2 separate regions of the Homo sapiens genome follow, and region 2 is linked to region 1. The links are chromatin loops, found by intact Hi-C in ENCODE. Cell type or tissue: gastrocnemius medialis. All regions are shown on one strand. Links, peaks and the distances in the headings refer to the core of each region. The heading gives the core; the rest is flanking DNA. Region 1 overlaps TIAM2 (TIAM Rac1 associated GEF 2). Region 2 overlaps TIAM2 (TIAM Rac1 associated GEF 2).

Region 1 (2,819 bases), core at 207-2,706:
ATTTTATTTTATTTTATTTTATTTTATTTTTTTGAGAGAGAGTCTCTATGTATCCCAGGCTGGAGTGCAGTGGCGTGATCTCGGCTCACTGCAACCTCTGCCCCCTGGGTTCAGGCAATTCTCCTGTCTCAGCCTCCTGAGTAGCTGGGATTACAGGCGTGTATCACCACACCTGGCTAATTTTTGTAGTTTTAGTAGAGACAGGGTTTCACCATATTGGTCAGGCTGGTTCCGAACTCCTGACCTCAGGTGATCTACCCTCCTCGGCCTCCCAACGTGCTGGGATTATAGGCGTAAGTCACCATGCCCAGCCTTTTTGGGGTATTTTTAAAATGTAAGGTCTTTCATCAAAGGATATAGCAAGACCCCAAAACACTCTGAACCTCTGCTGTATATAACTTTTATTTAAGATAATTTAATGGTTCATTTTTAATAAAAAAGCACCACGTTGGGGTAACAAGGACTTCCAATGTACAAGACTGTAGTTCAGCCAACTTAAAAATGAAAGAACTCTAGCAAGGAACACAAGTAAGTTTATACCCGATATTTTGCAAATCATGATATTATTTTTAAGGGCCTCTCTTGAGGCAGGGTTTTTATGATCATAACATTCCAGCTGTGGTTTTGGAGGCAGAATGTTTACTACTGCTCTAAATGCAAGGATGGTAGGTGTGTATTCTTACTGCTAAAGGGCTTAAAAAAGAAGCTGAGGCTCCCTTCAAGTGAGTAAACCTTTATTCGGCTGACTTGGGAGCCGTGTTCCTATGGAACTTCGGTGGTAATTATGGAATGCAGGCCCAACAACAGCCCAGTCATGGGCGAGCCTGGCCTCTCCGAGGCATGATGGCAGGCTGTCCCGGCTAATGGCTTCAGGCAGCCCATGGAAAACCACTTTCTGGTTAAGTCTGCATCATACTGTTCCACCAATGGAAAAAATTGAACATGATGAGGGTGTGTAGCTAGCAGACAAAAATATATCCAGCATTGCACAGGATCTGTTTTTAGCTCTCAACGGCTGAGCATTTGAAGTGTTAGACACTGTTTCCTGGCTTACCATGAGCAGAAGGAAGAGTGAGTTTGTGGATGTGTATATAGACTCTAGCTTTGTGAAACTTTTCTTATTAACGAACAGACCCCGAGAAATACTGGCTACATCCAAAGTTCTGGCAAAGGTAAGGTTATAAATGTTTACTTCCCCTCTTCTGGAGTTGAGACGTAATTTTACATGTGAGATAAAAATGTTTCTCAAAATGCTCCCACCGGCAATATATAAGTGCTGACTTATTTTTGTCTGACATTATTTTGTACTTAGGCAGCACACGTTGCTGTGCATAAGGGAATTGTTGCCTTTAAATTGGAGTGTCTGTGTGCTTTCAAACACCTATTGGTGATTTATTGCAGTTGCCTGCGCCGTTTTACTAATTAACTCTCCAAAATTTGTACGTATTGTATGGATTTATTTTTCCTGATGGTCTCAAGAAAGTACCACTTCTCAGTGTGATCATGTTAAAGCATTGATGACTATTACTTTACCAGTTAATTTTTTCAGAGTAGAAAGGGAAATTAAGATGTGGCAGAGATTGTATTTTGCAGTTTTTGGGTTATTATATCATCTCATCAGGGCTTAATTTTTAGCTGAGTGGGCTATTTGGCTTAAGAGTTTCTTTTCAAACTTGTAATTTGACTTTCGCTGTTTAGTATCGTTTGTCTTTTTGTCTTAAACTTTATGAAAAAGAAATGGAATCCCTTGTAATCTTGGGAGGGGGGTACTTGTTTAAGAGGAGTGATTGATTCATATTCTAGTCCATTAGAGGCTGCTCATTCATTAGGGTATTTGAAACACCAGAAGCACAAGTACTGCTGAACGTCTGGTGTGTGCTCATCAGCAGGGGCCGAGGAGCCCTGGCTTTGGTGTAGTTCTTCCTTGGCTTTACATTAATTTGGCCAAGCATGTAATTCGCAGAAAATTGGTAGGTGGAGAGACAGAAATAGGGAGCTTTATTGAAGTCATTGTAACTTACAGGATTATTTATAGAATTTCTGGAAAGTAAGGGTACGGGTGAACAGCTGCTGGAGTTTTTCCTAACAGGTTTAAACATTTTGTTGTGGCCTTTTGTCACACTTAGGGATTCTAAAATTTTATACTTTCAGCATTATGAGGTTATGAATTATTTTCAGGCAGGCTACGTGGGTTCGTTTTCAGCTGTGCTGGGTCAGGGCTGTCATCTCCATCGGTGTATTGGGCATCCCCCATGTGTTCACTTCCTTTACAGACACGTCTTTAGGGATGGAGGAATGTGAGTGTGGTTCAGGCAGGTTACAGTTCATAGAAAGATTGGTCATATTTTATTGATGACTTTTCCTTTTCATCTAAAAAATGCGGCTCTGACAGAGCCAGCAAGCACTGAGAGCAGGAACAGTGCACTGACCGCCGCCTTCTCCGGTCACATTAACACTTGTCACCTACTTTGATTTTTGCCAGAGCTTGTGGACAGAAAGTGAAGTCCATTGAAGAACTTAATGACTCAAATTCATACTGACCAGACCGTAAATAGTGTTTTGAATGCAAATAGATAACACCTTTTTTCAATACTTTAGTGCAGAGGGAGTGACTTTCCAAAGCCCTCTCATTAGATCAGGCCTGCAGGAAGGATGCCTGGAAGTGCGAGATAAGCGTTAGGCTCCTTGTGAAGAGATTAGTTTTCCAGTGGGTAAGTGGGTCCTTCACTTACCCATTAAGTAAAACAGATGATTCTGTCTTGGTGGTCTGAGATTGTGTTTGAGCAGAGCCATGCTTTCTTTTGCAAAATTAGTTAAGG
Region 2 (2,819 bases), core at 81-2,580, 49 kb after region 1:
GCTTCAGTTTAAATATTTACTTAAATACAGTTTTAAAATCATAAAGAGGACGGATTGCGTTTGGACAATTGGCAACTGGTGAAGAGAACAATGAGAACAAGGCTTTGAGGAAAATACGAGGATACTGTGGTGTATTTCTGGATGTGTACAGGGGGAAGCAGTTTGAGGAACAAACCACTGGAGTGTAGCATATTTGTGAGGGGATTTGAGGGAGATAAAGTCAGATTGTGGAGGTGGTGGGTGAAGATGTGAACTTTATTCAATAGGCAATAGGGAGATGGTGAAAGTGTTATTTTTTATTTTTTATTTTTTAAGGCAGGCAATAGGGAGATGGTGAAAGTGTTATTTTTTATTTTTTAAGGCAGAGTCTTGCTGTGTTGCCCAGGCTGGAGTGCAGTGGCATGGTCTTGGCTCACTGCAACCTCTGCCTCCTGAGTTCAAGTGATTCTCGTCCCTCAGCCTCCCAGGCAGCTGCGATTACAGGCATGTGCCACTACGTCCTGGTAATTTTTGTATTTTAGTAGAGATGGGATTGGCCATGCTGGTCTCAAACTCCTGACCTCAACTGATCCGCCTGCCTCAGCCTCCCAAAGTGCTGGGATTACAGGTGTGAGCCAGTGTGCCCAGCTGGAAGTGTTTTTATTTTCTATTTTTTTGAAACGGAGTCTTTCTCTGTCGCCCAGGCTGGAATGCAGTGGTGTGATCTCGGCTCACTGTAGCCTCTGCCTCCAGGGTTCCAGTGATTCTCCTGCCTTAGCCTCCTGGGTAGCTGGGATTACAGGCGTACGCCACCACACCCGGCAAATTTTTGTATTTTTTGTAGAGACGGGGTTTTGCCATGTTGGCCAGGCTGGTCTCGAACTCCTGACTTCAGGCAATCTGCCCGCCTTGGCCTCCCAAAGTGTTGGGATTACAGGCATGAGCCACCGCTCCCAGCCTGGAAATGTTTTTGTTAGGAGAATAAGAATGTTTGGTTTAGTTAAATGAGCGTTTGTTCGGTGCATACTCTGGGTCAGGCAAATGTGCACAGACTGGAGACTCAAAGAAGTCACTGTCTCTGCCCTCAGTGACAGTGGCACTGCTAGAGAGAGTGCTAGAGCCTTCAGTGACAGTGGCACCTGCTAGAGAGAGGTGACAGACAGTTGAGCTCTCAGTCTAGCAGGTGACAGACAGTTGAGCATACAATTTCAACATAACACAGTGATTCAGTGCACGTGGCATTCCAGTGCTGTGGAAGACAGAAATGGGAAATATAGCCTCATGTGCAGTCATGGAAGACCCTGGAGGAGGGAGGCCAAGTTGCTTCTTGAAAAATGAGGAGTTTACCGGGAGAATAGAGAGGGGTCTTCCAGGCCAAGGCACAGTGGGAGCAAATGCAGTGTGGTTTTAGGTAGGTGGTGAGAGGTAGACAGGGGAAGTAGGACTGTCTGTCACTCTCTCCTCCCGGTACCACTGCAGAAGCCTCCGGTTTCGCCCTTCGTCTGATGCATCTTCCATACAACAGCCAGACTGGGTTGCATCGGAAAAGCACATCTGGGTCAGGTGCAGTGGCTCATGCCTGTAATCCCAGCATTTTGGGAGGCCAAGGTGGGCGGATCACTTGAGGTCAGGAGTTCAAGACTAGCCTGGCCAATGTGGTGAAACCCCGTCTCTACTAAAAATACAAAAATAATTAGCCAGGTGTCGTGGCGCATACCTGTAATCCCAGCTACTCGGGAGGCTGAGGCAGGAGAATCGCTTGAACCCAGGAAGCAGAGGTTTCCATGAGCTGAGATCACACCATTGCACTCCAGCCTGGGCAACAGAGTGATATGTCTCAAAATAAATAAATAAATAAATAAAGTAAAAAAATAAAAAGCACATGTGATCCTGTGATTGCCAGATAAAGTCCCTGATAACCTCTCCCCACCTTGACCTTTATCTGCAACTCCCTGAGCCCACCCTTCTGCTCCTTTCTTTGGGTTTTTCCTCAGGCAGAGAGGACTCCTGTGCTGTGCACAAATGTGCCCTGCTCCCCTCCGCCCTCTTCATCTGGCTCACCCCTTCTCGACTGTCATGAAGGGTTTAGGGGTCGCTTCCTCCAAGGCGCTGTCCTTGATCGCCCTTTTGCCCACTCCATCAGGGAGCCCCACTCTCCTCCCACAGTTCTCCATGTCTGTGCCACTGCTGTCATCCATGGCTTTGTCATGATTTCTTCGTGTGTAAGGTTGCTCCTGCTATAAAATACGTGCTCCTGGAGGAACCGTGTCTGTTTTTTTATCTCTGAACCCTCGATGCCTTGCTTGAGTTAGTGAATGTGTGGAAGCACCTCTGTCTCGTCTGTCCAGGGATGCTGTCCTCTGTACTGCAGGAAACAGAGATCTTCTCTGAGTCAGCCACCACCCCACTTCCCAGTGTTCCAGGCCTTCCTGCTTCACCCCCGTCTAACAGAACGCCTCCTTTTGCCCTGCCTTGTTCTCATGCTCCCCTTCCTTGTTTTATCAGAGCCTCTGCCTTAGGCCACTATCATATGTGATTTCACAATAACTCTGCAAGGTAAAGATGTAGATATAGCACCCGTTTGTTGGATGAGTAAATAGACCCTTAGGAGAAGTATATTTCTTTTCTTTTTCTTTCTTTTTTTTTTTTAGAATTAAAAATTTTTTTAAAAAATAGAGACGAGGTCTCGCTATGTTGCCCAGGTTGGTCTCGAACTCCTGGGTGCAAGCGATCCTCCTGTCTCGGCCTCTCAAAGTGCTGGGATTATAGGAGTGAGCCACTGCACCCAGACGAGAAGTACATTTTCCGTATAAGTACCGTGCACTAACTGATTGCGCCAC

Evidence for each region. A loop is a pair of places that touch in the nucleus more often than their neighbours do. Peaks named below come from ENCODE experiments on the same cell type or tissue, not always from the same donor. Only the 100,000 strongest peaks of a DNase experiment are listed, where the experiment ranks them.
Region 2: it touches region 1 in a loop (2.2-fold over the local background); 4 of 110 quality-filtered maps call a loop at or near these places.

What each region holds. Positions count from the first base shown.
Region 1 is chr6:155,105,992-155,108,810 of GRCh38, forward strand. All of the region lies in intron 2 of TIAM2 (TIAM Rac1 associated GEF 2), which reads left to right. Among named protein-coding and RNA genes, the nearest start is that of TIAM2, 110 kb to the left of the region's middle. In gastrocnemius medialis, for the core only: no CTCF peak of the experiment used is centred there; no DNase peak of the experiment used is centred there; H3K4me3 peaks cover 1,470 bases; H3K27ac peaks cover 976 bases.
Region 2 is chr6:155,154,837-155,157,655 of GRCh38, forward strand. All of the region lies in intron 7 of TIAM2 (TIAM Rac1 associated GEF 2), which reads left to right. Among named protein-coding and RNA genes, the nearest start is that of CLDN20, 110 kb to the right of the region's middle. In gastrocnemius medialis, for the core only: no CTCF peak of the experiment used is centred there; a DNase peak (open chromatin) is centred at 1,125; H3K27ac peaks cover 2,163 bases.